2 separate regions of the Mus musculus genome follow, and region 1 is linked to region 2. The links are chromatin loops, found by intact Hi-C in ENCODE. Cell type or tissue: left cerebral cortex. All regions are shown on one strand. Links, peaks and the distances in the headings refer to the core of each region. The heading gives the core; the rest is flanking DNA. Region 1 has its middle 48 kb from the start of Tyw3. Region 2 has its middle 130 kb from the start of Lrriq3.

What was found. Hi-C counts contacts between places; a loop is a spot of excess contacts. Peaks named below come from ENCODE experiments on the same cell type or tissue, not always from the same donor. Only the 100,000 strongest peaks of a DNase experiment are listed, where the experiment ranks them.
Region 1: a loop joins it to region 2, with 6 times the contacts of the local background. A loop is called at or near these places in 5 of 42 quality-filtered maps.

The regions. Positions count from the first base shown.
Region 1 is chr3:154,637,531-154,653,592 of GRCm38, forward strand. No RefSeq gene overlaps it. Among named protein-coding and RNA genes, the nearest start is that of Tyw3, 48 kb to the left of the region's middle. In left cerebral cortex, for the core only: a CTCF peak has its summit at 9,375 (motif pointing right); DNase peaks (open chromatin) are centred at 9,455, 9,663 and 9,738; H3K4me3 peaks cover 833 bases; H3K27ac peaks cover 234 bases.
Region 2 is chr3:155,214,877-155,230,938 of GRCm38, forward strand. No RefSeq gene overlaps it. Among named protein-coding and RNA genes, the nearest start is that of Lrriq3, 130 kb to the left of the region's middle. In left cerebral cortex, for the core only: no CTCF peak of the experiment used is centred there; no DNase peak of the experiment used is centred there.

The DNA.
Region 1 (16,062 bases), core at 4,891-12,890, 580 kb before region 2:
CCAGCTAATTCCCCATATACCACACTCGGAGACTAAGATTTATTAAAATTGCCTTGCACTAAATATTGAGCAATGATTACTCCAGCCACCCCGATGGTCAGGCTCCCTCCCAGACAACGTCCCCATCTTACTTGCACATTTTGCCCTTTCTTGATTCAGCTCTCTTCTCCTTATGTTTTCTCAGCCTTTCTTTGTGGCTCCCTCCTTCCCACCTTGTCCCTTTCTCCATCCCTCCTAGAATCTGAAGTCCTTCCTTATTCTATTTAAAGTTCTGGAATGGCTCACTGACTTTTATTGCCAAGGTAGAGTATGAATAAGAAACAATGTTTATACAAATTTGAGGCAGGAGCTTCTAAGAATAAACACAACACTGTCCACATTGTAACAAGATACGAGGGCAGAGAAATCAGCTTTCAAATGAATAACCCAAGGGTAAGCTTTACAACCTGTACAAAACATTATGCCTACAAACTGGTTAGAGTTTCTGAGAGCTCAAAGGACACCCTCACAGTGACATGCTTCTAACATGGTCACATCTGATCCAACAAAGCCACACCTCCTTATACTGCCAGCCCCTATGGACCAGCATTCAGACTTGAGTCTATGGGGCCATTCCTATTCAAGCCCCCATACATGCATGCATATGAGACTATACATAGTCTATGGGGCCATTCCTATTCAAGCCCCCATACATGCATGCATGTGAGACTATACATACTTGAATAGATAGGACTTTCTATTCCTGGATGAAACAGCAGGAAGTTTATTTTAATATATTTGTCTTCCGTGACAGTTCATATGTACAAACAGTTGTTGATAAAGGACTGCAAGTGGGTGCCTTTGCCTTGACACCAGCTTGACACAATTTTTCATCATAGCTGCTCATTGAAAGCATTTAAAGCTCCCATCCAGGAAGGACTCAGAGTAACCCAAACTCCCGAAAGTATTGGAATTTGCTGTTTCCTTTATGAAAAGCTCGGGGACTTTTGGTACTGATCAGTGTCTCTGGGCTCTCACAGAATATTGTTTTGGCTGAGAGCAATTGCTTCTGAAACTCCCTACATTTAGTTTATTGTCGTGTGCTTGAGTTTGACAGCAGTCATGACCTCTTACAATGTAGGATGGCTTACATTATTACTATGACCAAGAACAAGGGGAAAAGGAGCTACATTAGAAAGCTGGACTTGTTTAAAGAAACGTTCCTTTTTTGTTTTGCAGCTATGTAACCGAAAATATCTTTCTCTCTCTCTCTCTCTCTCTCTCTCTCTCTCTCTCTCTCTCTCTCTCTCTCTCTCTTTCTTTCTTTCTTTTCTTTTCTTTCTTTTCTTTCTTTTTCTTTTTCTGTATTTTTTTTTTTCGAGACAGGGTTTCTCTGGATAGCCCTGGCTGTCCTGGGACTCACTTTGTAGACCAGGCTGGCCTCAAACTGAACTCAGAAATCTGCCAGTCTCTGCTTCCCAAGTGCTGGGATTAAAGGCATGAGCCACCACCGCCCCGCCCTAAAATGCCTTTCAAAAGTATCTTTCTGAGTCCACATCTAAACCCTTAATGTGATCTCCTGGGCAGGTCTCCACACTCCTGGCCCTGACGCAGTCACACCCTCTGAAGTATCCCTTCAACTGCCTGTAACACTGCTGGCTCTCAGCAGTCTCCTGCTTTCCTCTATAATGCACGCAGGTGCTGTTTCTCACGCGAAGCTGAACAGCACCACCGCCATGCTTACTCTTTTCTGGGTCCGAGTTGCCTCCACCATGCAATCTAAAATTGCTTCCCGTCAGTGAATGTGCACTATGCGCCCCTGTCCTAGGCACGCACTGTCCCCAGCACTCTGCGTTGCTATTTCTTTGTTCCCATGACACTTCCTCATCCTTCAAGGCTTGCATGAGCAACTCTATGGGCCACCTCCGAAATGAAAGCGGCCCTGTGAACGCACAAGTGTCCTCTATACTTGGCTACAGATCTTTCTGGAGGTTGCCGGGTAAATAGGAACAATTCTTCCCGGAGTCCTAGGGACTCTTGAGTGTAAGGATGAAGCGATGACTCTTTTTTTTTTTTTTTTCCATTTTTTATTAGGTATTTAACTCATTTACATTTCCAATGCTATACCAAAAGTCCCCCATATCCACCCACCCCCACTCCCCTGCCCACCCACTCCCCTTTTTTGGCCCTGGTGTTCCCCTGTACTGGGGCATATAAAGTTTGCAAGTCCAATGGGCCTCTCTTTCCAGTGATGGCCGACTAGGCCATCTTTTGATATATATGCAGCTAGAGTCAAGAGCTCCGGGGTACTGGTTAGTTCATAATGTTGTTCCACCTATAGGGTTGCAGATCCCTTTAGCTCCTTGGCTACTTTCTCTAGCTCCTCCATTGGGAGCCCTATGATCCATCCATTAGCTGACTGTGAGCATCCACTTCTGTGTTTGCTAGGCCCCGGCATAGTCTCACAAGAGACAGCTACATCTGGGTCCATTCAATAAAAACTTGCTAGTGTATGCAATGGTGTCAGCGTTTGGATGCTGATTATGGGGTGGATCCCTGGATATGGCAGTCTCTACATGGTCCATCCTTTCATCTCAGCTCCAAACTTTGGCTCTGTAACTCCATTCCATGGGTGTTTTGTTCCCAAATCTAAGGAGGGGCATAGTGTCCACACTTCAGTCTTCATTCTTCTTGAGTTTCATGTGTTTAACAAATTATATCTTATATCTTGGGTATCCTAGGTTTGGGGCTAATATCCACTTATCAGTGAATACATATTGTGTGAGTTTCTTTTTCTTTTTTTTTCTTTTTTTTTTTTTTTTTAATTTTTTTTTTTTTAAAATTAGGTATTTAGCTCATTTACATTTCCAATGCTATACCAAAAGTCCCCCTTACCCACCCACCCCCACTCCCCTACCCACCCACTCCCCCCCTTTGGCCCTGGCGTTCCCCTGTACCGGGGCACACAAAGTCTGCGTGTCCAATGGGCCTCTCTTTCCAGTGATGGCCGACCAGGCCATCCTTTGATACATATGCAGCTAGAGTCAAGAGCTCAGGGGTACTGGTTAGTTCATAATGTTGTTCCACCTATAGGGTTGAAGATCCCTTTAGCTCCTTGGGTACTTTCTCTAGCTCCTCCATTGGGAGCCCTGTGATCCATCCATTAGCTGACTGTGAGCATCCACTTCTGTGTTTGCTAGGCCCCGGCATAGTCTCACAAGAGACAGCTACATCTGGGTCCTTTCAGTAAAATCTTGCTAGTGTATGCAATGGTGTCAGCATTTGGAAGCTGATTATGGGGTGGATCCCTGGATATGGCAGTCCCTACATGGTCCATCCTTTCATCTCAGCTCCATACTTTGTTTCTGTAACTCCTTCCATGGGTGTTTTGTTCCCACTTCTAAGGAGGGGCATAGTGTCCACACTTCAGTCTTCATTTTTCTTGAGTTTCATGTGTTTAGGAAATTGTATCTTATATCGTGGGTATCCTAGGTTTTGGGCTAGTATCCACTTATCAGTGAGTACATATTGTGTGAGTTCCTTTGTGATTGTGTTACCTCACTCAGGATGATGCCCTCCAGGTCCATCCATTTGGCTAGGAACTTCATAAATTCATTCTTTTTAATAGCTGAGTAGTACTCCATTGTGTAGATGTACCACATTTTCTGTATCCATTCCTCTGTTGAAGGGCATCTAGGTTCTTTCCAGCTTCTGGCTATTATAAATAAGGCTGCTATGAACATAGTGGAGCATGTGTCCTTCTTACCTGTTGGGGCATCTTCTGGATATATGTCCAGGAGAGGTATTGCTGGATCCTCCGGTAGTACTATGTCCAGTTTTCTGAGGAACCGCCAGACTGATTTCCAGAGTGGTTGTACAAGCCTGCACTCCCACCAACAATGGAGGAGTGTTCCTCTTTCTCCACATCCACGCCAGCATCTGCTGTCACCTGAATTTTTGATCTTAGCCATTCTGACTGGTGTGAGGTGGAATCTCAGGGTTGTTTTGATTTGCATTTCCCTGATGATTAAGGATGTTGAACATTTTTTCAAGTGCTTCTCTGCCATTCGGTATTCCTCAGGTGAGAATTCTTTGTTCAGTTCTGAGCCCCATTTTTTAATGGGGTTATTTGATTTTCTGAAGTCCACCTTCTTGAGTTCTTTATATATGTTGGATATTAGTCCCCTATCTGATTTAGGATAGGTAAAGATCCTTTCCCAATCTGTTGGTGGTCTTTTTGTCTTCTTGACGGTGTCTTTTGCCTTGCAGAAACTTTGGAGTTTCATTAGGTCCCATTTGTCAATTCTTGATCTTACAGCACAAGCCATTGCTGTTCTGTTCAGGAATTTTTCCCCTGTGCCCATATCTTCAAGGCTTTCCCCCACTTTCTCCTCTATAAGTTTCAGTGTCTCTGGTTTTATGTGAAGTTCCTTGATCCACTTAGATTTGACCTTAGTACAAGGAGATAAGTATGGATCGATTCGCATTCTTCTACACGATAACAACCAGTTGTGCCAGCACCAATTGTTGAAAATGCTGTCTTTCTTCCACTGGATGGTTTTAGCTCCCTTGTCGAAGATCAAGTAACCATAGGTGTGTGGGTTCATTTCTGGGTCTTCAATTCTATTCCATTGGTCTACTTGTCTGTCTCTATACCAGTACCATGCAGTTTTTATCACAATTGCTCTGTAGTAAAGCTTTAGGTCTGGCATGGTGATTCCGCCAGAAGTTCTTTTATCCTTGAGAAGACTTTTTGCTATCCTAGGTTTTTTGTTATTCCAGACAAATTTGCAAATTGCTCCTTCCAATTCGTTGAAGAATTGAGTTGGAATTTTGATGGGGATTGCATTGAATCTGTAGATTGCTTTTGGCAAGATAGCCATTTTTACAATGTTGATCCTGCCAATCCATGAGCATGGGAGATCTTTCCATCTTCTGAGATTTTCCTTAATTTCTTTCTTCAGAGATTTGAAGTTTTTATCATACAGATCTTTCACTTCCTTAGTTAGAGTCACGCCAAGATATTTTATATTATTTGTGACTATTGAGAAGGGTGTTGTTTCCCTAATTTCTTTCTCAGCCTGTTTATTCTTTGTATAGAGAAAGGCCATTGACTTGTTTGAGTTTATTTTATATCCAGCTACTTCACCGAAGCTGTTTATCAGGTTTAGGAGTTCTCTGGTAGAATTTTTAGGGTCACTTATATATACTATCATATCATCTGCAAAAAGTGATATTTTGACTTCCTCTTTTCCAATTTGTATCCCCTTGATCTCCTTTTGTTGTCGAATTGCTCTGGCTAATACTTCAAGTACTATGTTGAAAAGGTAGGGAGAAAGTGGGCAGCCTTGTCTAGTCCCTGATTTTAGTGGGATTGCTTCCAGCTTCTCTCCATTTACTTTGATGTTGGCTACTGGTTTGCTGTAGATTGCTTTTATCATGTTTAGGTATGGGCCTTGAATTCCTGATCTTTCCAAAACTTTTATCATGAATGGGTGTTGGATCTTGTCAAATGCTTTTTCTGCATCTAACGAGATGATCATGTGGTTTTTGTCTTTGAGTTTGTTTATATAATGATTACATTGATGGATTTTCGTATATTAAACCATCCCTGCATCCCTGGAATAAAACCTACTTGGTCAGGATGGATGATTGCTTTAATGTGTTCTTGGATTCGGTTAGTGAGAATTTTATTGAGGATTTTTGCATCGATATTCATAAGAGAAATTGGTCTGAAGTTCTCTATCTTTGTTGGATCTTTCTGTGGTTTAGGTATCAGAGTAATAGTGGCTTCATAAAATGAGTTGGGTAGAGTACCTTCTACTACTATTTTGTGAAATAGTTTGTGCAGAATTGGAATTAGATCTTTTTGAAGGTCTGATAGAACTCTGCACTAAACCCATCTGGTCCTGGGCTTTTTTTGGTTGGGAGACTATTAATAACTGCTTCTATTTCTTTAGGTGATATGGGACTGTTTAGATGGTCAACTTGATCCTGATTCAACTTTGGTACCTGGTATCTGTCCAGAAATTTGTCCATTTCATCCAGGTTTTCCAGTTTTTTTGAGTATAGCCTTTTGTAGAAGGATCTGATGGTGTTTTGGATTTCTTCAGGATCTGTTGTTATGTCTCCCTTTTCATTTCTGATTTTGTTAATTAGGATTTTGTCCCTGTGCCCTTTAGTGAGTCTAGCTAAGGGTTTATCTATCTTGTTGATTTTCTCAAAGAACCAACTCCTCGTTTGGTTAATTCTTTGAATAGTTCTTCTTGTTTCCACTTGGTTGATTTCACCCCTGAGTTTGATTATTTCCTGCCGTCTACTCCTCTTGGGTGAATTTGCTTCCTTTTTTTCTAGGGCTTTTAGATGTGTTGTCAAGCTGCTAGTATGTGCTGTCTCCCGTTTCTTCTTGGAGGCACTCAGAGCTATGAGTTTCCCTCTTAGAAATGCTTTCATTGTGTCCCATAGGTTTGGGTACGTTGTGGCTTCATTTTCATTAAACTCTAAAAAGTCTTTCTTTCTTTATTCCTTCCTTGACCAAGGTATCATTGAGAAGAGTGTTATTCAGTTTCCACGTGAATGTTGGCTTTCCATTATTTATGTTGTTATTGAAGATCAGTCTTAGGCCATGGTGGTCTGATAGGATACATGGGACAATTTCAATATTTTTGTATCTATTGAGGCCTGTTTTGTGACCAATTATATGGTCAATTTTGGAGAAGGTCCCGTGAGGTGCTGAGAAGAAGGTATATCCTTTTGTTTTAGGATAAAATGTTCTGTAGATATCTGTCAGGTCCATTTGTTTCATAACTTCTGTTAGTTTCACTGTGTCCCTGTTTAGTTTCTGTTTCCACGATCTGTCCTTTGAAGAAAGTGGTGTGTTGAAGTCTCCCACTATTATTGTGTGAGGTGCAATGTATGCTTTGAGCTTTACTAAAGTGTCTCTAATGAATGTGGCTGCCCTTGCATTTGGTGCGTAGATATTCAGAATTGAGAGCTCCTCTTGGAGGATTTTACCTTTGATGAGTATGAAGTGTCCCTCCTTGTCTTTTTTGATAACTTTGGGTTGGAAGTCGATTTTATCCGATATTAAAATGGCTACTCCAGCTTGTTTCTTCAGTCCATTTGCTTGGAAAATTGTTTTCCAGCCTTTCACTCTGAGGTAGTGTCTGTCTTTTTCCCTGAGATGGGTTTCCTGTAAGCAGCAGAATGTTGGGTCCTGTTTGTGTAGCCAGTCTGTTAGTCTATGTCTTTTTATTGGGGAATTGAGTCCATTGATATTAAGAGATATTAAGGAAAAGTAATTGTTGCTTCCTTTTATTTTTGTTGTTAGAGTTGGCATTCTGTTCTTGTGGCTGTCTTCTTTTTGGTTTGTTGAATGATTACTTTCTTAGTTGTTCTAGGGCGTGATTTCTGTCCTTGTATTGCTTCTTTTCTGTTATTATCCTTTGAAGGGCTGGATTCGTGGAAAGATATTGTGTGAATTTGGTTTTGTCGTGGAATACTTTGGTTTCTCCATCTATGGTAATTGAGAGTTTGGCCGGGTATAGTAGCCTGGGCTGGCATTTGTGTTCTCTTAGTGTCTGTATAACATCTGTCCAGGCTCTTCTGGCTTTCATAGTCTCTGGTGAAAAGTCTGGTGTAATTCTGATAGGCCTTCCTTTATATGTTACTTGACCTTTCTCCCTTACTGCTTTTAATATTCTATCTTTATTTAGTGCATTTGTTGTTCTGATTATTATGTGTCAGGAGGAATTTCTTTTCTGGTCCAGTCTATTTGGAGTTCTGTAGGCTTCTTGTATGATCATGGGCATCTCTTTTTTTATGTTTGGGAAGTTTTCTTCTATTATTTTGTTGAAGATATTAGCTGGCCCTTTAAGTTGAAAATCTTCATTCTCATCAATTCCTATTATCCGTAGGTTTGGTCTTCTCATTGTGTCCTGGATTACCTGGATGTTTTGAGTTAGGATCCTTTTGCATTTTGTATTTTCTTTGACTGTTGTGTCGATGTTCTCTATGGAATCTTCTGCACCTGAGATTCTCTCTTCCATTTCTTGTATTCTGTTGCTGATGCTCGCATCTATGGTTCCAGATCTCTTTCCTAGGGTTTCTATCTCCAGCGTTGCCTCGCTTTGGGTTTTCTTTATTGTGTCTACTTCCCCTTTTAGTTCTAGTATGGTTTTGTTCATTTCCATCACCTGTTTGGATGTGTTTTCCTGTTTTTCTTTAATGATTTCTACCTGTTTGGCTGTGTTTTCCTGCTTTTCTTTAAGGGCCTGTAACTCTTTAGCAGTGCTCTCCTGTAATTCTTTAAGTGACTTATGAAAGTCCTTCTTGATGTCCTCCATCATCATCATGAGAAATGTTTTTAAATCTGGGTCTAGATTTTCGGTTGTGTTGGGGTGCCCAGGACTAGGTGGGGTGGGAGTGCTGCGTTTTGATGATGGTGAGTGGTCTTGATTTCTGTTAGTAGGATTCTTACGTTTGCCTTTCGCCATCTGGTAATCTCTGAAGCTAGCTGTTTTAGTTGTCACTGTTAAGAGCTTGTTCTTCAGGTGACTCTGTTAGCCTCTATGAGCAGACCTGGAGGGTAGCACTCTCCTTAGTTTCAGTGGGCAGAGTATTCTCTGCAGGCAAGCTCTCTTCTTGCAAGGCAGGTACCCAGATATCTGGTGTTCGAACCAGACTCCTGGCAGAAGTTGTGTCCCACTCACTAGAGGTCTTAGGATCACGTGTGGAATCCTGTGTGGGCCCTTGCGGGTGTCAGGCGACTCAGCTGGCAAGGTAGCCGGGGCTCGAGTGGAGTGGAAGGGGTTTGTGCCCCAGATCAAGCCCGGGTAGCCTGCTTCCCTATGTACTGCAGTCTCAAGTTCCGCGCGATTGGATTGGGGCAGGCGCTGTGTTCCACTCACCGGAGGTCTTAGGGTCCCGTGGGGAGTCCTGTGTGGGCCCTTGCGGGTGTTGGGCAAGACTCTGCTGGCAAGGAAGCCCGGGGCTCGAGTCGAGCGGAAGGGACTTGTGCCCCAGATCAGGCCCGGGTAGCCTGCTTCCCTATGTACCGCAGTCTCAAGTTCCGCACGATTGGATTGGGGCAGGCGCTGTGTTCCACTCACCAGAGGTCTTAGGATCCCGTGGGGAGTCCCGTGTGGGCCCTTGCGGATGTTGGGCAAGACTCTGCTGGCAAGGTAGCCCGGGGCGAAGCGATGACTCTTGAATGTAAGGATGAGGAGTGGCCACTCTCAAGTATTTCGGTGCCATTTCAGGGTCTGAATCAAACCAGATATTCATGAAAGACAGGTTTAAAGGAGGGTGACATGGTCTGGTGTAGCTTTTGTGGCTTGCTAACAAAAAAAAAAAAAAAAAAAAAAATCTTTATTTATTACCAGCAGGTGGCGCACTAGCCTCACGTTTTAAATCTCCCCAGCTTTGTGATTTTTGTTGTAACTCACTAATTGGGCTGTTAAGGGAGGAGATGATAATTTAGGCACTGTTTACAGAAGAAAGCTGATTTAACCTTCAGCTTTTCTATAAGCGTTTTCTTTTTTCGATCGCAGCGTTCCAACCGAAATTTGCTAAAGTAAAATGGAAGACCTCAACTTTAAAAAATGATTGGAGTGAAATGAAAATATAAGCTAGGGCATCAAGTTAGGAACAGGGGCGAAATGTGAGTCGTGAAATCAACACTTCGGGACGGTAATGGCACCATAGCAGCTACAGCCACACACCACACAAGCAGCTCCTCGCAAGCAAAACGCAGACCCCCGTTTGTGACTGAGCTGGAACACTGAGGGGATAAGCAAGGCTCTGAACGCAGTGCGCCTTCTTTGCCAGCTGGCGCAAGTTCCGAAAACTAGAACCCGGGCAAAAAACGTTCCACCACACATCACTGTGAACGCGACCCGGTGACACTTTCACAAACTGAGAACCAGTGAAGACAGAGAAGCAAGTAAAAAAGGAGTGGCCTGGGTTGACAGATAGTCTTTGATGCATGAGATATGGGTGGGGGGGGGGATAATTCTCGAGGAGAGAAAGTGATGGGGCTCACAGTCCCCGCAGCTCAGGGAAGTGAAGCAGAAGTTGTCCTGACAGCTAACGGTGCAGGGCATGCCTGCCTGCGGGCGCTGCCTGTGTGGCCAGGGCTGGATGTGCTCTGCTCGAAGTTTGTCTACATTTGAACATGAGTCCTTCAGCAAAGGGTATCATGAGAGACAGCGCCTTTAAGCCAGCTTTGTTCTTAAAATACTTCATTAGCATGAGATAATATTAGACATAGCAACACAGATAAAAACAGATTACGCAAAGAATAGCAATACTTATTTGGGGAAAACACCCAACGGGAGTTTCATGTGTCACAGTGAACTGTGGGCACATTCAAATTGTTGAGGCCAGGATACATTGTTTTGTAGTTGTCTTTTCTACTTCTTTGCTCCCATCCATTACTCCCCTACATCATCCTTCTGTCTCCTTAACTCGTTCTTTCCCTCACCCCTTTTTCTTTTGGGGGAGGCAGGGTTTGATGTAGCCCAGGCTGGCCTAAAGCTCACTATGTAACCGAGATGACCCTGAACTTCTCATCTCTCTGACTCTACCTCTCAACTGTGGGTCTCTGGTTGTATCTCCATAGTCCGGTTTCCTGACTTAACTTAGGGCTGCAAGCAAGGACAACTTCTCTACCAACCGTGCACCTCCAGTAGGAAGGGAAGATTTTAAAAAGACAAAACTAAAGAGGATCTACCAGATGTTATGAAGCAATCACCCTGGCTGAAGGGGTTAGCAGCAGGACACCTCCGGCAGAAGGGGAACTGCTAGCTCCTGGGCAGGTGTCCCCAGAGTGGTACTGTTTGTGAAGGCTGTGGTGGCTTCTATGTGGGGAGAGTAGTCCTGGCAGAGTCTTTCCTGATGGTTTCCGGCAGGCAGCCATGCCTTAGATCCTTTCCTGCACAGCCTCCGGGGTTCATCCACTCTGTGTTGTCAGGGTCGGGAGAGGCATCTGTTTGATTCTGACAGCTTTCACTTTGCTTTTGTAGAGAAGAGCGAGGGCACCTTGCCTAGCTCGCCAATCATGTTACACAGGCGGTACTAAGCACTTCACATAAAAATCGAGAGCCTAGTCCCATGGCTACTTCTTCAAAACACCCCCAAATCTAAGGCTCAGAGGTCATTGCAGAAGAGGGGGCTGTTAGACTTAGTGTGTTTAAGAATCCTAGGACCAGTGGACCCACAGATTCCCAGTGAAAAGATCCTCTTGAAGACGTTCAGTGATGTTTCATCAGATGAAACACCTCTTAGGCCTTTCAGGTACAGGCAAATGAGGCCCATCTACTGCAGGGTCACTCCAGATTTGGAAGACAGCCTTGCCTTGAGTAAACCTGGTAAATATTCACTGAGAAAATTGAAATTAAAGTGTGTACTGTGCACCAGCAGTGGTCTGTAATCTAAGGTTATTTCAATATATGCACAGACTTGTAAGTTTTACTGTGTCTTTCAGTTTCTATTTAAGGAATAAGTGGACTTAGGCTGCGGATGTGTGTGGTGCTGCAGGCACACCTTTTGGCCGGCACGGGCTTTGAGAGAGCTGTTAATTCCAGTGAACTTCTTGCTGGCTGGGTAAAAAAAAAAAAAACAAAAAAACGGGGAAATAAAATAGGCCCAATTTTATTTAGTTTACACTGATAGACGTGAATCTAGCAAGAGTCCACACCATTGAATCCTTCTTAACGTTTCCTTCCATTCAGACTTAGGGTTTTGTATGGGTTATATGTGAAGTATTTGCTAATAAAAGAAGCCAAACAGTGTAGGAAATTAAGCTTTGCAACCCCTCCCCTGCACTGTTCAAGCTGGGATCCGAATGCAAACACTGAGGGGATATTAGAAATCCATGCAAGGAACTGTGGCTTTTAGAGATTGTCTTCCTGTGCTTCTACGAGCATTCATTATTTCCTTGGCTGTTGAACTGACTCTATATTCAGCTACTAAACACGCTGGTCAAACGTCCTGCTCACGGCTGACAAGTAGCTCCGTTTCCTGACAACATGACCAGCACTGTTGTTTGATGTTCCGTCCGGAGCAGAATTAATTTTCTCCCAGGAGGTCCCGACGGTGAGATAGATCGCACATGCACAGGGTCCACCGGATGGTGGGGCCGCCTTGCACATTGGCATTTTATCTGTAATCAGATACTTTATCGACACGGATCCTGTCAATTCCCCCCAAATAAGTTGGCTTTATTAATACAGGTTGCTCTTCCTTTTGCAGTAATGAGCTCCACCATGGCCGGCTGCTCAAAGAACCAGGAAAAAGCAAAGCCCGGGATCTGTCATTACACAGGGCAGGGGAATCGGATGCGGCTTTTAACTCCAGGCCACTGATGCTAATTCTTGGTAGCTTGCCTGACTTGCCTGGAGCAACTGAAAACATCAACTTAGCTTTATTCAGGCTAATTATCAGCCTGTGCAGTGGTCCTAAATTTGAGAAATGATTGACAGCCTGATACATATTCTCAAGTTCACACTCATTAGCACACAGTGTCTCAGGTCTGGTCTGCCCCCAAGACATGTATGGAAGCCGGCAACCCACTGAGCTCAGACAGTGCTGGGAAGAAGGACTCATCCCTTAGGTGTCCTGGGCTCTCTTCCCACACTGTCCGCATCTGCATAGAACAAGGGCTGGGTGTGACCTGGTTTGACCTGCATCTGTGCACAGAGGCAGCTTAGTCTAGACACTGTCTGTTCTGAATCAGCAGTCACTTTATCACAGGGCTGGGTCTCTTTGTTGATGAATTCCTTTGAATAACCAAGTGTGTTGAACATTTGTTACATTAAAAAAAAACAAAAAACAAAAAACAAAACTATGTGTGAGGGTTGCCCATCATCGTCCTTCCCATCTTAGAAAGCCTGACACTTGCTCTGTAGGTGTTATTCTATCCTTTTCCTTCAAATTATAAACCTCTCCTCTCCTCTCCTCTCCTCTCCTCTCCTCTCCTCTCCTCTCCTCTCCTCTCCTCTCCTCTCCTCTCCTCTCCTCTCCTCTCCTCTCCTCTCCTCTCCTCCCTCCCTCCCTCCCTCCCTCCTTCCTTTCTCTTTTTTTTAAAGTATAGAATAGAGTTGATTCAGGGCATGGGGAGGGGAGTTGAGAGAACAGCAGAGAGAGAGAGAGAGAGAGAGAGAGAGAGAGAGGGGGGAGAGAGAGAGAAAGAAGAGAAGAGAAGAAAAGAGAAGAGAAGAGAAGAGAAGAGAAGAGAAGAGAAGAGAAGAGAAGAGTGAGGGAGTAGAGGACTTGGCTGAGAGCACTTGGAGAGAGATGGGGAGGGGAATGGAGAGAGAGAACCTCTATTTTCCACTGGGTGAAACACCATTATTTTGTGCCTGTCATTGTTTTGGGGCTTCTAATGCTTTGTTGTACAACTAAACCTGTGATAAAATTAAAATCCCCATAAACGAGCTGCCAGGAGGTGCATCTGAGAACACGGTTGATGTCACAGGTGTGCCAAATGTTACATCTTTGTCAGGAAAATAGACTTGAAATTGTATAGCAGGGTGACTTTTCCTGGGGCGGAGGAAAGCTGCAATTCGTAGGTCTCTGCTCCTTCCCAAGAATGGATTTCCTGCTTCCGGATCCCAAGAGACTCCTTGTACCCGCTAGGGAAAGCGTCCTCACCACAGAGGCTCCTGTTGCCCAAGGAGTGCTTCACCCAGCCTTGGCTTTTCAGTGGAGAGAGGGCCACAGCACCATCTCTGCAGTGCTTAGGACCTGATCCTGCCGTTTCCTCAGAGCACTGCAGGAAAGAATGTCACTGTGGTCTAACTTCCCACACTCTTAGCAGAGCCTCTCTGTCTACTTTTCTTCATCTTCCATCACCCAACACCGGCCTCCCGTTCTCCATGGAGACATGGCGGAAGCTTGAGCTTCACCCACCCCTTTCCCGTCCGCAGTCAGAACAGCAGAGTTCTGTCACGTGGTTTTGCTAGTTGGAGGCAGCAGACAAAATTCTGACCAGGGATATTTTTTGTTTGCCCTGTATAGTGTTGTAAAAATTAGAATGTTTCACCCAAACCATCTGGATTTTCAGCTTCTTTGTAAAAAGGAGAAGATGTGTTAGTCTTAGAAGGTATTTCTAGAAGACTGTCAGCAGCTGAAGTGCAGCCAACTTTGATGGCTGTGTGGGAAGACATCGCCCTCCAGCACCTTCTGCTTTTCCAGCTTTGGCATTTGACTTCTTGCTTGATACTGTAAAGAAGAAGAAAAGCTTTCCAGATCAGATCAGACCCACCTTACAACGGAGGCTTAGCAGAAACTACAGCGAACCAAACAAAACCCTCAAGTGAGCCCTTCGCTGGCATTTAGACTTCCCGTGTCTTCCTGCTTTGGCACATAAGGCTTCCAAATGTGAAGATGGAAGAAGAGGGACGATTCAAACACCTGTAGCCTCTTTTCAGTGGGGCATACAGGTCTCCTTCTTCTGGGGCTGCCACTGTCCCCCGACTTCTATTTAGAATACTTTAGACACCTACCCCTGCAGATGCTTTTCATAGTCCTGTGGAGCCTGACTAGACACTCACAGCCTTGTCAGAGGTCTCTTCTGTGGAATGATCCTCCCAGGATTTGCCATGTTAACAAACCATACCGTGCTCAGTACTGCGAGTTCACAGACAGCCCTTTTGTCTAGGAGCATTGACTGTCATGCCTGGGAGTAAATTTTCTATGTAATCTCCACACAGGGCTGAGTGTGTCCCAAAGGCTGCTCTGTCATCTTATGGCTGTAAAGGGCACTCACTGTTTGTGTCATAGTCCATGTGGACCGAACACACACTCCCAGCCGATACTCTAATAGCTGGGACAGCCTGCAGAGGTGACAGTCACATGGGATGATATTCAGCGGCTGATCAGGGCTGCTAGGCTGTGATAGAAAGAAGATGTGGGTGTGCTCAAGGAGCTGGAGTGAGATGAGGGTATGGGCTCCACTGGAGAGACTTTCAAACTCATCTGCTTCTCCTGGTCCCCACACCCATGTGCCCAGAGGAAGAAGTAGCCTTTTGCCTCGCCTTAAAGCAAACAAGGAGGCTTGCAGAATGTGCAGCTTGAAGACCCCGGCTTTCAACATGGAGATGCCAGTGACAGGTACCTTAGCGTGTAGCTGACATGTGTTCAACGCAAGCCCACCCGAGGCTCAGCTCACTGTCAGTGTGAACAGATGGTGACACAGACTCCACAGGGTGGGTATGCCCAAAAGACGGTGTCCACAAAGCAGAAGCGTTTGTAGAGTGGCCATCATGACCAGTGAGAGAACGGACTGGGGGTGATGGGCCATGGTTACACAGTCACCGTGTCACTGAACGACTCTACACATAGTTCCCAAGATGGCTGAAACAAACATCTGTTTACCATGTGAACCGATATTTACTCAGATACCTTGATATCTCATATGTGAGAATCCTTTTCTGAGGCTCGATTAGAAGCAACTTGCTTCCTAGGCAGCCACCACTGGCTGAACGTGCAGTGCCCTGGCTAGTATCTCACGCTGTCTTCTAGGTTGGTCAGCCATTAACCCTTTCAAGCCCCGTCTATTTCAAGCGTACCCCGAACATAACATCCCCGCAGAGGAACCAAGAATTAGCTGAGATGCCTGTTAGGACACAGGAGGCGTTAGGTTTAGGTTTGCCGTCTCAGCTGCCACCCTGGTCCTAAGTTGTTCCTCCCTAACCACCCTGCAGGGGGCAGTGTAACACCGGGGCTGACGGCCAACCAAGGCGGGGGTCCTGACTTAGCTGTGTGTGTGACTTCAGGCAAAGTGCTTCAATTCCCTGCTTCTCAGAATCATTCTCTGTAAAAAAGCTGAAAATGATAGTATTTGAGTTTAAGATGAGACCTGACATTTAAAGCGTTTGGCACAGAGCCTGGCCCTCGTTGTGCACCAGCATTGTTTTTTCGGGTCATTACTACCATCCTTCATAGGGCCACGGAGGTAGAATTTATTAGCTTCGATGATGAGGCCCATGTCTGTCCCCCCAGAAATCTGGACAGTCTCTTTGAAACACTCCTTGCCACTGTCCTTGTTCTTTTTGGTGATTGAAGGCCTTCAGTTTAGTC
Region 2 (16,062 bases), core at 4,279-12,278:
CTTTGTATAGTTCTTCTTGTTTCCACTTGGTTGATTTCACCCCTGAGTTTAATTATTCCCTGCCGTCTACTCCTCTTGGATGAATTTGCTTCCTTTTTTTCTAGAGCTTTTAGATGTGTTGTCAAGCTGCTAGTATATGCTCTCTCCCGTTTCTTCTTGGAGGCACTCAGAGCAATGAGTTTCCCTCTTAGAAATGCTTTCATTGTGTCCCATAGGTTTGGGTATATTGTGGCTTCATTTACATTAAACTCTAAAAATCTCTAATTTCTTTCTTTATTCCTTCCTTGACCAAGGTATCATTGAGAAGAGTGTTGTTCAGTTTTCACGTGAATGTTGGCTTTCCATTATTTATGTTGTTATTGAAGATCAGTCTTAGGCCATGGTGGTCTGATAGGATACATGGGACAATTTCAATATTTTTGTATCTGTTGAGGCCTGTTTTGTGACCAATTATATGGTCAATTTTGGAGAAGGTCCCGTGAGGTGCTGAGAAGAAGGTATATCCTTTTGTTTTAGGATAAAATGTTCTGTAGATATCTGTCAGGTCCATTTGTTTCATAACTTCTGTTAGTTTCACTGTTTCCCTGTTTAGTTTCTGTTTCCACAATCTGTCCATTGATGAAAGCAGTGTGTTGAAGTCTCCCACTATTATTGTGTGAGGTGCAATGTGTGCTTTGAGCTTTACTAAAGTGTCTTTAATGAATGTGGCTGCCCTTGCATTTGGAATGTAGATATTCAGAATTGAGAGTTCCTCTTGGAGGATTTTACCTTTCATGAGTATGAAGTGTCTCTCCTTGCCTTTTTTGATAACTTTGTGTTGGAAGTCGATTTTATCCGATATTAGAATGGCTACTCCAGCTTGTTTCTTCAGACGATTTGCTTGGAAAATTGTTTTCCAGCCTTTCACTCTGAGGTAGTGTCTGTCTTTTTCCCTGAGATGGGTTTCCTGTAAGCAGCAGAATGTTGGGTCCTGTTTGTGTAGCCAGTCTGTTAGTCTATGTCTTTTTATTGGGGAATTGAGTCCATTGATATTAAGAGATATTAAGGAAAAGTAATTGTTGCTTCCTTTCATTTTTGTTGTTGCAGTTGGCATTATATTCTTGTGGCTGTCTTCTTTTTGGTTTGTTGAGGGATTACTTTCTTGCTTGTTCTAGGGCGTGATTTCCGTCCTTTTATTGCTTCTTTTCTGTTATTATCCTTTGAAGGACTGGATTCCTGGAAAGATAATGTGTGAATTTGGTTTTTTTTCGTGGAATACTTTGGTTTCTCCATCTATGATAATTGAGAGTTTGGCCGGGTATAGTAGCCTGGGCTGGCATTTGTGTTCTCTTAGTGTCTGTATAACATCTGTCTAGGCTCTTCTGGCTTTCATAGTCTCTGGTGTAAAGTCTGGTGTAATTCTGATAGGTCTGCCTTTATATGTTACTTGACCTTTCTCCCTTACTGCTTTTAATATTCTCTCTTGATTTAGTGCATTTGTTGTTCTGATTATTATGTGTCGGGAGGAATTTCTTTTCTGGTCCAGTCTATTTGGAGTTCTGTAGGCTTCTTGTATGTTCATGGGCATGTCATTCTTTAGGTTTGGGAAGTTTTCTTCTATAATTTTGTTGAAGACATTTGCTGGCCCTTTAAGTTGAAAATCTTCATTCTTATCAACTCCTATTATCCGTAGGTTTGGTCTTCTCATTGTGTCCTGGATTTCCTGGATGTTTTGAGTTAGGATCTTTTTGCGTTTTGTATTATCTTTGATTGTTGTGCCAATGTTCTCTATGGAATCTTCTGCACCTGAGATTCTCTCTTCCATCTCTTGTATTCTGTTGCTGATGCTCGTGTCTATGTTTCCAGATTTCTTTCCTAGAGTTTCTATCTCCAGCGTTGCCTTACTTTGGGTTTTCTTTATTGTGTCTACTTCCCTTTTTAGGTCTAGTATGGTTTTGCTCATTTCCATCACCTGTTTGGATGTGTTTTCCTGTTTTCCTATAAGGACTTCTACCTGTTTGGATGTGTTTTTCTGTTTTTCTTTAAGGACTTGTAACTCTTTAGCAGTGTTCTCCTGTATTTCTTTAAGTGAGTTATTAAATTCTTCTTGATGTCCTCTACCATCATCATGAGATATGCTTTTAAATCCGGGTCTAGCGTTTCAGTTGTGTTGGGGTGCCCAGGACTAGGTGGCCTGGGAGTGCTGCGTTCTGATGATGGTGAGCGGTCTTGATTTCTGTTAGTAGGATTCTTAAGTTTGCCTTTTGCCATCTTGTATTCTCTGGAGCTAGTTATTATAGTTGTCTCTGGTTAGGTCTTGTTCCTCAGGTGATTATGTTAGCCTCTATCAGAAGACCTGGGAGACTAGCTCTATCCTTAGTTTCAGTGGTCAGAGTACTCTCTGCATTCAAGCTCCCCTCTTGCAGGGATGGTGCCCAGATATCTGGTGTTTGAACCTGCCTCCTGGCAGAAGTTGTGTTCCACTCACTAGAGGTCTTAGGATCCCGTGACAGATCCTGTGTGGGTCCTTGTGGGTGTCCGCAGACTCCCCCGGGCCAGGGACCAAGGTGCTGCAGTGGGCCGGCCGGAAGGGACTTGAGCCCCGTGGCATCTCTCATTCTAAGGTAACTGATAAGTAAGATTAAACATTATAATGAAAGTGATAAACATCACAATAAAAATTATTTCTAAAAGTCCATTTAATCAGATGAAATGAGAAAAGAAATTATCGTAACTTTCCAGTATGTTATCAAATATGCATGGACCCACTAATAAAGAGGCTTTGAAATGATTCTTAACTTGGCATTTAATATTTTCCCACTTTAAAATCTACTGCAACACAAAATCAAAGAGCACTTGCAGATCTTAGCACTCACAGGGTATTCGTGGCAAGTGCATGGTGGTGGAAGGAGCAGAGATGAGGTTTAGCTCTAGCTTTGAAGGTTATAATCCGGAAAACAACATTCGACCCTTTCCTCTTTGACAAAACTCTTTCCTGCAATCCCTGAACTTGGCTACTCATGCTTTAATTAAAAGCTTTTCTTTAATGCTTTGAAGATTAACTTCTAGTCACTCCCAAAGAGCAGCATATTAGATATGATCATGTCCACAAATCAGGCATTTTCTTCCAACTTTTCTGTACTACACTTGAGTGTGGAAATACACTCACTTTCAAATAGATTTTGGATTTTATCAAAGGCTTATCAGCATCTAATGAGGTAATCATGTGATTTTTTTTTCTTTTCAGTTTGTTGATATTAAAGTTTGTTGGATTAGATTAACAGATTTTCATATATTGAATCATCCCTGTATCCCTTGAATGAAGTCCACTTGTTCTTGATGGATGATATTTCTTTGATGTGTTCCTGGATTTGGATAGTGAGTATTTTATTGAGTATTTTTGTATCACTGTTCCTAGGAGAAATCAGTGTGCAGTTCTCTTTTTATGTTGAGTCTTTTTGTAGTTTATGTTTCAGAGTCACTGTGTCCTCATAGAATGAGTTTGGCAGTGTTTGTTCTGTTTATATTTTGTAGAATAGTTTGAGGACTATTGGAATTAGGTCTTCTTGGAAATTCTTCTTAGAATTCTGCACCAAAACCATCTGGCCCTAGGCTTTTTGGTTGGGAGACCTTTTTTTCATTTTTAAAAATTATTATTATTCTTTAATTGTTCGTTTATAGTCCAGTCTTTATCCCCCTCCCAATTTGCCCTACTCATCCCATTCCTCCTTTCCCCCCAGCCCCCCAACCTGTTTCCACCTCACAAGACCTCCTCACTCTCTGGGGCCTCAAGTCTCTCAAGGGTTAGGTGAATCTTTTCTCACTAAGGTTCCCCCAGTACCTGATCATGTTACCTTCTTCCCCTCTCCTCCAGGTCCCTCGCTTCCTTGTGGGATTGAAGCATTCTCATTTGGGCCCTTTAGTTTGTTAACCTTCTTGAGTTCTGCGGATTATATTCTTGAGTCCTGGGTATTCTGTACTTTTTGATTTGGGCAGGGGATGGGGGAGAGATATCTCAAAAGCTATTGCCTGTAAGTGGGATATATTCTACTAGCTGGGCTGCCTTGTCTAGCCTCAAAGTGAGATGAAGTACCTAGTCTCTCAGAAACTTGAAGTGCCATGGTGGGGCTGATAACAAGGGGCCCCCACTGGCCCAGAGGAGAAAGGGAAGGGGAAGGTATGTGGGAGGGGTTGACCCAGAGGGGGTTTCAGTGAGTGGGATGTAAAGTGAATAAGTAAAATAGAATAATAATAAAATTAAATTTTAAAAATAGTTTGAAAGCTGTTAGTTGACTGAGTGTCCTCACTGTGGTTTGATGGGTACATTTCTTGTAGGCTCTTTGGAGAAGCAAAGACATCATGCATGATGGGCATGTCAACAAGCAGGCAATAGTCAATGTTATTGTTACGATAAGGGGGATGACCATAGCCTTTACCTACAAAGGCTCAAGATTGCTTCTGAAAAGGAAGTGCTTATACAAAAGCTTGACCAATCACAGAAAATGCTTTCATGATATAATAATTGAAGTGTCATCAATTGTGCAGTGATCAGATTTATGATGCTCAGGATTTCTAGCTATGTAATGACCAGCAAATAAAGCTGACATGTTCTCATGATTCCATTCTAAGTAAAGACCTATCCAAAGGGTGATTTTAATTTGACCTATTGAACAAAGAGATAAAATGGGGGCTGCTAGGAAGAGAAAAATCCAGGCTTCACACTCTTAGAATAGAAATAGTATCTGTATCATCATCTGACTCCCTAACCTTTCCAGGATGCCTCAGGAAAAATTTAAAACCATATTATTTTAGGATCTAGTCTTTGAAGAAGAATTATAAAGATGGGTGTTAGGTGACCAGTATGGAAACTGGTATATTAAGACTTTGTTTTTTGTTTGTTTGTTTGTTTGTTTGTTTGTCGTTGCAATTCCTTTATTTAAAAAACTTGCCTTTTTAAAAAATATTTTTTATTATGTATTTTCCTCAATTACATTTCCAATGGTATCCCAAAAGTCCCCTATACCCTCCCCCCTACTCCCCTACCCACCCATTTCCACTTTTTGGCCCTGGCATTCCCCTGTACTGGGGCATATAAAGTTTGCAAGTCCAATGGGCCTCTCTTTCCAGTGATGGCCGAGTAGGCCATCTTTTGATACATATGCAGCTAGAGTCAAGAGCTCCGGGGTACTGGTTAGTTCATAATGTTGTTGCACCTACAGGGTTGCAGATCTCTTTAGCTCCTTGGATACTTTCTCTAGCTCCTCCATTGGGGGCCCTGTGATCCATCCAATAGCTGACTGTGAGCATCCACTTATGTGTTTGCTAGGCTCCTGCATAGTCTCACAAGAGACAGCTATATCAGGGTCCTTTCAGCAAAATCTTGCTAGTGTATGCAATGGTGTCATCGTTTGGAGGCTAATTATGGGATGGATCCCTGGATATGGCAGTCTCTAGATGGTCCATCCTTTTGTCTCAGCTCTAAACGTTGTCTCTGTAACTCCTTCCATGGATGATTGTTTCCAATCCTAAGAAGGGGCAAAGTGTCTACACTTTGGTTTTCGTTCTTCTTCAGTTTCATGTGTTTTGCAAATTGTATCTTATATCTCGGGTATACTAAGTTTCTGGGCTAATATCCATTTATCAGTGAATACATTTCATTTGATTTCTTTTGTGATTGTGTTACCTCACTCAGGATGATGCCCTCCAGGTCCAACCATTTGCCTAGGAATTTCATAAATTCATTCCTTTTAATAGCTGAGTAGTACTCCATTGTGTAAATGTACCACATTTTTTGTATCCATTCCTCTGTTGAGGGGCATCTGGGTTCTTTCCAGCTTCTGGCTATTATAAATAAGGCTGCTATGAACATAGTGGAGCATGTGTCCTTCTTACCGGTTGGGACATCTTCTGGATATATGCCCAGGAGAGGTATTGCGGGATCCTCCGGTAGTACTATGTCCAATTTTCTGAGGAACCGCCAGACTGATTTCCAGAGTGGTTGTACAAGTTTGCAATCCCACCAACAATGGAGGAGTGTTCCTCTTTCTCCACATCCTCGCCAGCATCTGCTGTCACCTGAATTTTTGATCTTATCCATTCTGACTGGTGTGAGATGGAATCTCAGGGTTGTTTTGATTTGCATTTCTCTGATGATTAAGGATGCTGAACATTTTTTCACGTGCTTCTCAGCCGTTCGGTATTCCTCGGGTTAGAATTCTTTGTTTATTTGCCTACTCCTGGGAAATCACTTAAAATATTGCCTTGTCATAAGACAAATTTAAATAAAGTTATCAAGTAAGTGTTTTAATTTTTTTTTTGTTCCTAAACTTATCAGGGATCCTCTTAGGTAGAAACTTCTCACTTCCTGTAATAGGCATTTTGAAAAGAGTGATGTATTTTAATTTTGTGATAATACTGTCAAAAAGCGTAGATTTATTGATAAACCAGCTTGACTTCATCCTAGAGGCAAAAACATTTTTTTTTAAGGTCAGAACAAAGTTTGCCTAGTGCTGCTAGGTCTTTCCCTACCTAAAAGCAGGACCAGATAAGAGGAGATAAAAAGAAGCAGTCTAATGAAAAAAACAAACAAACAAAAAAAAACAAAACAACCTGACAATCACTAACAGGGACCACCACATTTTTTATATATGGTCACATATATACATATATAAAGCATATATACATAAAGTGTGTGTGTGTGTGTGTGTGTGTGTGTACACATCTATACACACAAACACTTAAGATGTTGCCATTTTTGGTAAAACACAGTGCTATCTGAAGTCTGCCACTTTGCCTTAGCAAGTTTCTCCCCCTGAATCATGGATCCCTTCCTATTTGCTATTTTGATGCAAAAAGGAGATTTTTTGACGACAGGCACTGCTAGAATGTTATGTGAAATGATTTCTAGGTAGCCTTTGATATCTATAAATATGCATGTGATTTTCATCACCAGAAGAGCCAAGTCCTCATGGAAGCAGACTGCTAAACTAAAGGTCTAGATGAAAATGGCTAAAAAGAGGTCCAAGCAAAATAGTAGGAAGATGGTGGATAAACGACAAAATAAAACAAACTGAGAGGGATTTGAAGGTTTCAAAGTGCTCGTGCCACAGGGAATTCAGAGTAAACTTGGCATTTTTAAGTTTGCATTTCCTTGAAACAAGGATGCTGAGTCTGGTGATGTGCAGAAGCCTGGTGCTATCTCTGCAGAAGTGTGTGATAAGATTAAAGTCCAGAGACTTTGCTATGCAGGTGCTGGTTATTGGCAGCAAACTATGCAAATGCTAAGGGTGGCTCCTGCTTCTGGATGAAGGTGGAGGATCAGTGACTGCTGTCTTTCCTGTTAAATTCTACAGGGCCTATAGCACACACAGTCTAAAACCCCAACTACAATGTCAATGTTTCTAAGGTCTAATAAAAATGGTATTCAGTTTAGAACTAAGTTTAAACTCTAATCTTAAAAAGTTACTAGTGTTTTGTAAACTGTTAAAAAAAATAGTAATTAAGGCTTGCAACCTCATAGGAAGAACAACAGTATCAACCAACCAGATTCCCCAAAGCTCCCAGGGACTAAACCACCAACCGAAGAGTGCACAAGGTGTACCCATGGTTCCAGCTGGATATGTAGCAAAGGATTGCCTTATCTGGCATCATTGGTCATGTGGAGGCTTGATGACCCAGGATAGGGGAACACTAGGTCCCTGAGGCAGGAGTGAGTGGGCAGTTGGGGAATCACCCTCATAGAGGCAGGGGAAGGAAGGATAAGGATAGGGGGCTTGTGGAGGGGAAACTGGGAAGTGGGAGTTTGAAATGTAAATAACTAAAATAACCAATAAAAATTAAAAAAAAAAACAGACTTGTGGGTTGATAGTCGCAGTTTCAAATGTAATATATTTACAGGGGAAAGCTTTGTTTAGCCTATGTATGTGTTCAGAGTTAAAGTTTAAAGCAAATAATTAAAGCAGCAGCTATGTAAAATCATCTATAAAAGTACTTAATAGCTGGCTCTCAAAACATTTGAGAGTTATGCTGAATATAACGTTTAAAAAGTTTAATGGAAAAACTTTCCTGTGATTGACAGAGATGCAACTCCTGGAGGCAGCCTTCCAAATAAGACAGATGAGGCACAGACCTGGATTGTGGTGACACTAACCACTGAGAGGACCTGCCCTATGCCTTGCCTTCTGCCAAGGCTCTGCCACAACTGTAGACACTGTAGGGTTAAGTTCCAAATTTTGCCTCAGTGTGGTCAGTTTTCCGAGGGTTCCTTCTCTACAGCAAAATCTCTTAGACTTTCTGAATCTGGCAGCTTATAGCCTGTGCTCAGTGCTGTTCTGTGTGCCAAATGAAGGCTGACCTCTGCCCCCAAAGGAGCTACTGCTATAGCCCAGGGTAACCATCTAGGTAACAGTTCTGTCTATTTGGAGTTTATGTTCTGCTAAAATTTATCCTTCTCAGATCTCTGATGGCATTGATGGCTAACACAGCTTTATCAGTATAATAGCAGCCGCCTGGTGAATTCATTTCATAAGGCCTGCTCTTCCTAAAGCTCTTGGGTCTCCTGGTGAGAAAGGAAACTCACAAACAGGTTTGCTTTACTAACAGGCTTCATGTTAAAGGATAAACATATCTCAGATGTAACTTTCAGTATTTAAAGGACCCTGACTTGCAAGGACTGCTCTCAGTAATCAATTGTCCGTGTCTCATGGTAAATAATTAAATAAAAACGTTTCAAATTTATCTAAGTTCTAATTGTGTAAGAAAATATTCTAAGGTAAATACAGTTATAAAGGCCTGAGGATATAAACATTTAAATGTATTATAAAGTTTTAAGAAAATACATAAACATATAAATACAGGTTACTCTCTTCTTCTGTTATACTAAGACTTCAAAGTTTCAGAGTAGAGTTCTGAGATGCTAATAAAGCACTGAGTGCTATTGTCACTCACAAGCTCAAGATTTTACATTGCCTTTGATTGTCCTCCAAATATAGACTTGAAGGGGCTTCTTATAGTGCTAAAAAGAATCCCTGTCCAATTTTAGCCTTTGGATAAAAAAAATGTTCATGCTTTTAGGCCAAAGCCATAGCTTTTGCTAAGACTCAAAACCGTAAGTCTCCTCCAGCTGTCTTAGAGACACCTGCTGGCTCCTTTTCTATAATGAGGAATTCAGCACAGATTGCAAGCAATGGCAATGCTAATGTATCAACATCTTTTAACTGTTTTTGTAAACTAAAATAATTCATGTACGCTTCAGGAAATTGAGGGAGTTGTAAGACTTGAATTCATCTCTCACAGCTCAAAAGGACTCCAGATAAGTAAACCGGTTAACCAATTGCCCAAGCTTCCATACCTGCCTATTCCCGAAGGTGGGATCTATCTTCCCTCTGGCCTTGGGACACCTTCCCTGCCACAGCTACTAGGACAGTGGGCCTAGAAGCTCCAAATAAAATAGTTTCCTTTATGTTCTTTAACTTCTGTCCCTAGTCTATATCTGGCGTGGCCAAGTTCTACTTGGCTGGTGGAACTGAACACCAGCCAGAGATCAGCTGTAAACTACAGACTGATCTTAAGGTAATGTATACCGTGCCAGCCCCGACTAGTCCTACAAAACCCAAAAGCCCTGAACTTGTTGAAAACTGATGTGAACCAATCTAACAGATGTGATTGCTCACTGTCTCATCAGTTGGGTCAGCAAACCAGATGTTTCTGATGAATATCCCACTGCCCTAATCCCCTTCCAGTCTTTGTCTATCATTCCAGCCTTCCAGGGGCCTGAAAATGGCAAATGGCATCCTAATTTCACCAGCAAATAGTTACTATCAACAAAGGCTGGAATGTTAGAACCACAGAAACTCCCTGTCCTTCCCCCTCCTCTCTCTCTCTCTCCTATACATCTCCATGCCTATTCAAACATGCGCGCGCGTGCACACACACACACACACACACACACACACACACACACACAGCCTATTGGCATACTAAGCTCTGTGATTGTCAAAAGGGACTTTAAAAAACTCAATAGACCAAGAAATACCAACAGGGAGATTCATTAACTAAAATAGTTCTACAATATGATACGTAACCTGCTCTATGTAAAACAAAAGGATGGCTTTAGAAAAAAATATTCTTTCTATACTAACCATCAGATGTAATTACAGAGACCTTAGATATGATACAAATATTGTGTCCCATCACATAAAAAACGCTAAGATACTGTCCTCCACTGGCATTATCAGTCCACACAACAGGCATAAATGGCAGCACCCTATCAAGGATTTGAACTGGACCCATAAGACAAGGTGGGAGTAATGGACCAGCCTGACATATCTTAAGGATAAAAGCCATTTTGTTATATGGTCAGTAAAAGTTCATTATTACTGTTTGATGTAAAATTCAAGTTGAGCATGATTCAACCTGTTTCTGGGATTTGACATGCTCCCACCATATGGAATATGGTGACTAATAATTTGTATGCACCCTGACAAGATTAGATAATTTGCCAAATAGTTTTGAAATATTTAGCCAAGGCCTCAACACTTAACAACCCCTACTTTTGCAGTTTTTTTTCCTACATAAACTCTGCATTCTCCCATTTTAATGATAGTCCTGTCTGACAGAAAATAACGCTTGCCTAATTTGACCAAATAGTTTGGGTAACGACCTTTAATCTTGTTCAGTGGTATTAACACTGTACAGTTAGATCCAATATGTATAATGTTTATACAGTTAGATGATGCTTTGCATTTAACACATGACTAGTATAGGCTTGTTGAGTTAAATGACCAACAGTGACCTTTAAACTGTACATTCCCAGAACATAGGGCTTCTAATACTGTTGTCTTTTGTTTTTGTTTTCATGAAAATTTTATTTTCGCATAGACTTTTCAGTGTTAATTAACTAATTAACTGTAATCACTAGGAATCTGTTTTCCTTGAGGATTCCTGAAAGCTTCTTACTGACCCTCAGTTTCCCCTGTACCCTTAGGCACTTAGGAAATCTTTCATAAATGTCTGAAAATGCATGGTCAATGTTTTTCTTCTTCAGTTACATGAAGTAAATTCTTACTCCATTCCAGGGTCCTGCCTAGCACTAGGGGAAGGATCTGAAGTAGACACACATGTAAGATTCACACAGGTCAAAAGATTGGTATTTTTTTACTTTAATTCTCTAACTATGATGGATGTTATTAGCTGATGGCTTCCGGAGACTTAACACTCTCTTGCTTATTCTATGGCTGAAAACTCCTGGCTTCTTTTCTCTTTATCTCTCTGTGCATAATTTTTACCTTACAAATCTTTATCTCTGTGCTTTATTAAATGCTGTCTCCTTAGTTTATTAACTTTAGTACTGTTCTATGCTTCATTAAGTACTGAAAACTTAACTCTTTATTTACTATCACTGTTCTGTGCTTCATTAAAAGCTGGGAGATCTTATCTATTACTGCTCTGTGCTTCATTAAGCACTGAGGACTTAACTCTTTACCTCTCTATTATTTATAAGTATCTGTGTTTGATTAGCACTAAAAATCATAACTCTTGCTTACTTTATAATTCTCTGCTTGATAAGTGCTAGAATACATAACTCTCACTTCACAATTCTCTGTGCTGGAAAACTTAGCTCTTACTACTTTATAAACTCACTGTATAATTTCCTGGCAATTAACATATGCTACATAGCAGTGGGGAATTCAGTGGAGGATTTATTGCTAAGGCTCCTTTCTCTATTGCCCAGAAGCCTCGCCTCAGGCTGGCCAGGTGGGAGGGAGGTTTCAAGAAATTAACATTTATTGAAACAGGAGAAGAGAATCATGCTCATAAAAGGAAAAACTTTTACCGAAGCAAATATGTATAAACACACATACATTCATTCACATACATGTATTTATACATACATTCATACATTCTTGCCATACCTGGCTACTTACATACTTACACACACACACACACACACACACACACACACACACACACACACACACATTCACACCCCTATACTTACATATGCATATATTTTTGGTGGGTGAAGTAAATGCCCTCATGAGCAAGCTTCATAGAGAAAGCCACAATGCAGAAAGGACTCCCTCATTCTGGATGAGCTTCAACCTTCACTGCTAGAGAAAGAAAAAGCTTCTACCCTTTTATTGCTAAATGAATTAAAAAACCTGTCTCATTGTACAAAAGCCTGCCTGCTTCATTCTGCTCTCTCTGTAGCTCCTTCTCTCTTAGTCTTGTCTCTTTTATCCTTAGCATGGTCATAATTTGTTATCTCTGCTGTCTCTTCTGCCTTTATTTTGGTTCTACCCTGTCCTCCTCTCTCCTACCTTCTGCATCTACTTAATTCCACTCTCCTCTTTGTCCTTCCTCATCTGTTCGTCTCATCTCTGTATCCTATTCTCCTTCTGCCTCCTTAATGCCATCTTTCCTAGTTTTTTGGTACCTTCTTGGCAGAATAGATCACATGATATTCCAAAAGTTTGCAACAATTTTAAGCATAAATTTGAATCATAAATTGAACAAGAAGATAGAGCAGAGATGTTTACATGTGTTTCCATTAATACTTCTTATCCAAGTAGACACTCATTATAGATCACTATCTGCACAGGTTCAGTGGGAGTTTAAAACTATAATTCTTTGGTCTAAGTTAACATTGAAGTTTCATATAGATAAATTCAGTCAACATTTCATCCCCTGTCCTTGAACTACAATAAACTATTCATTCCTAGTTTATGGCCTTTAGTTAATGTTTTTACAGCTGAAAGGAATGTATTCAAAACTTGTAAATCTGTATCAATGCCTGCTTTCTATCTAGACCAATTAACTAGTGATATGTGAAAACTGGAAGAGTTCTCACTGCAGTTTTTATATCAGAGACTGTTTTAATTTCAGTCCTTATTATACAGGGCTTAAAATTACTAGTATAAATTTAGGAAATCTTATGGAATCATCATTAGGAATTAAGACATCATCTATTTGTCTATACTGTACCACTACAGTAGGGTGGGCTAATACCAAGGGATTTTTATATTAATTTAATAATGACAGGAAATGCATATCAATAGCAAGAATCAATGAATTATTTTCTTAGGGCATTGCCACCAGAGCTAATTCATTATAGTCTATGCAAATTGGTGGACATCTCAGGAAAGTCATCTGCTAGTCTTAGCCTCTCCTAGATGGCTCCTTGACAATTCCACAATTCCATAAAGTCTTTTGTTTTTATTACTTGTTTACACCTTAACATACTTAAAAGTATGTTATATTTTTATGCATGTATAACTTATACCAAGAAAGGATAAAGTATCATTAGATTTTACTCAATAACATAATGTTGTCCAACCTTCAAACCCTGCCTGCTTCATGAAAATATATTTTATGACCTGAGAGTGCAGCTAAGTCATTTTTAAAAGTCTTTATTTCCACTTAAGTATTAATAGTCAGTATTATTGGTGATTAGTGTTAGTATCATTAGTGACTTTGATATGTTTGGTAGATGAAATCTGGACCAGGAAATGGTTGCTAAACTGAGTATGTTTACTATAACTTCAACTGCTCTTAGGTAACTGAGAATGAACTTAGCATATGTCTGTGAGAGTGAGTCCAGATAAATCTCCTGAGTTTTCATAATAGCAAGCTCAGATTCAATTATGATGTTGGTAATATAGATATAGACTGTCTCAGAACTTATCCTACATCTAAAATAAATACTGAAATGTAAGGAGGGATTTTCTGATTGTCTTATCTTTCACTTTAGGAGGAAATACATAATAAATTATTTCAGAATCTAGTGAAATTTATATACAGATTAATTAGAACATAGAATTGTGCTACATTAATTATTTCATACCAAGAGAATGGAAGAAAGGGTTCTTTTCCTCTCTGTGCCCTGAGAGCATGGAAAGTAATATTTCCCCTTAGAAAGCTGAGTGACTCTGAGAGGAAAATGTTTTTTTCTCTGTTACTTTTTGACTTGAAGCTCAAGTGGCCTGTCCTTAAGAGACACTCTTGTAGTCAGTCATTAATGAGATAAGCTAGAATCCAAGTCTCCAACTTCTTCCTCTAAGTTCTGCAGAGCTAGGAGAGTAGAGAATGAGCTCAGATCAATGGCCTACACTACATGAAGCCCTGTCACACCTTGAGTGTACATGAATGTGATAGGTGTCAGAGTTTACAGCCACTGGGAGCAACATATTAGGTCATGATATTTACTTTAATATTGGTAATTTATTTGTAAAACTATGCCAAAATAGTAACTTTATGAATACATATGTGCATGCATGCACGAGAGCGCATGTGCATGCTCCTGTGCGCACCCACACTCACACACACACACACACACACACACACACACACACACACACACACACACACACACACACACACACATATCCAAACTTAGAATGTAGAAAACATTTTAAAGGGAAGAAGAAATGTTTTATATTAAAAGATCTTTCTTTTCTGTCTTATACAACAGAGATACTGAAACTGCTCAGTCCCAGGCCTCCAGTATACTAGTTAGCTTTCAAGAATAAAACAAAATAAAACAAATCTGTCTCACTACATACATGTGTGTGTGTGTTTTAACAGTGCTGTTTTGTGAATAAAAGCTTCACTTCTGCATTTTAATATCTCACAGTGCCTATGATAGTTCACACATTTTATTTTGTGTCTCCCATTTCTGCACTCAAAGTCAAAGCCCTAATGGAGACATTTGGATCAGCTTTTGACATATAAGATTTGTTAATGCCTCGCCTGATTTGGATGAAACTTAATGCAGTTTCACCATACATTTATTTTAAAAATTTTACCTTAATATTCCATTATATAATAGTAGTGAATCTTATTCACTAAAATCAGTGTGGATATAGCTGTATATAGGAAAACATCTTGGTAGCAAATAATGGATTTTTTCCTGAATATTTTGGTTATTTTACCAGTTTGTCTATTATAAAGTCTTTATTGAATATGATGTGAAGGTAAGGAATATCACTAGGTATTGAAAACCCAGTGGGTGAATACATAATGTGCCTACAGGTATTTAGAGAGGAGCAAGGGAAATATGAGTGTTTCTCTAACAAGAGAACCCTAAAAATAACAAGAAAAGTTAAATACTGAGTCCTCTAGCAGATCTCCATGGAGGTGGAAATTCACACCTAATCTAGCCCATAGAGAATATGCAAAGGCTTATTAAAGACTCAACTCAGGGATGACTCTGAAAGAAAATTCTAAGCAGAAGCAAAGACATGGAAACTTCCACAAGGCCAGAGAAAGAATAAGGTGCATTTAGAAAGACATTACCAAAATATGGGGACATTATTCCAAGGGTCATTCTGAGCTGATACAGCATTGTGGAAGGGGAATCTGGTGATGTAGAACATCCTGGGAAATGCATTTGTAGGAGGTAAGAGTAGAGGCAGGAATCCCATTAGGAGGAAATTGTTCAATGATCTAGGCACAAAGTGGTAAGACTGGAATGTAGGCAATAGCTGTGACCATAATGGAGGTCTGTATTTGATGGCAGTTAGTGTTCCCATTTCCACATCTCCAGGTCTAAGTGGAGAGTGTCCTTTTAAAGGGTTTCTTCATCTGCAGTGACAGAATGCCTTTGCATATAGAGTCCTGGGATCCTTAACTTTAGGAGGGAGAATTTGCTAGAAACTTTGTGTAATTCTTGAAATGACTGCCAGCCTCTTTTAAGAGCAGAAATCCTAAGAAAGGGAAATTATTGTTGAGCATTTTGTCCAGATAAGTGGAAAGGACAATATACAATATCCGTAGTAAGGATATGGGGATCTGGTGTCTTATATCAAATTATAAGATGCCAGTGAGACTGAAGTCCTGCTGCCCAGACTTTTGTGAATAGGAAGGACCCTGTTGGAAACAGACTCATTGCAGTCTATAAACGCAATGAGTCCTAATTCAGTATGATCCTGTCCTTAAAAAAATATATTTACCCTCCGTGTGGAATTATGTCACCTCAAACTAAGGAACAAAGGAAGCTAGGATAGAGGCCTGGAGCAGACCTTTGTCTGAACTTTCAGAGTGTGGATATGCCCATACTAGAGTTTGGATTTCTAGCTTTGACAA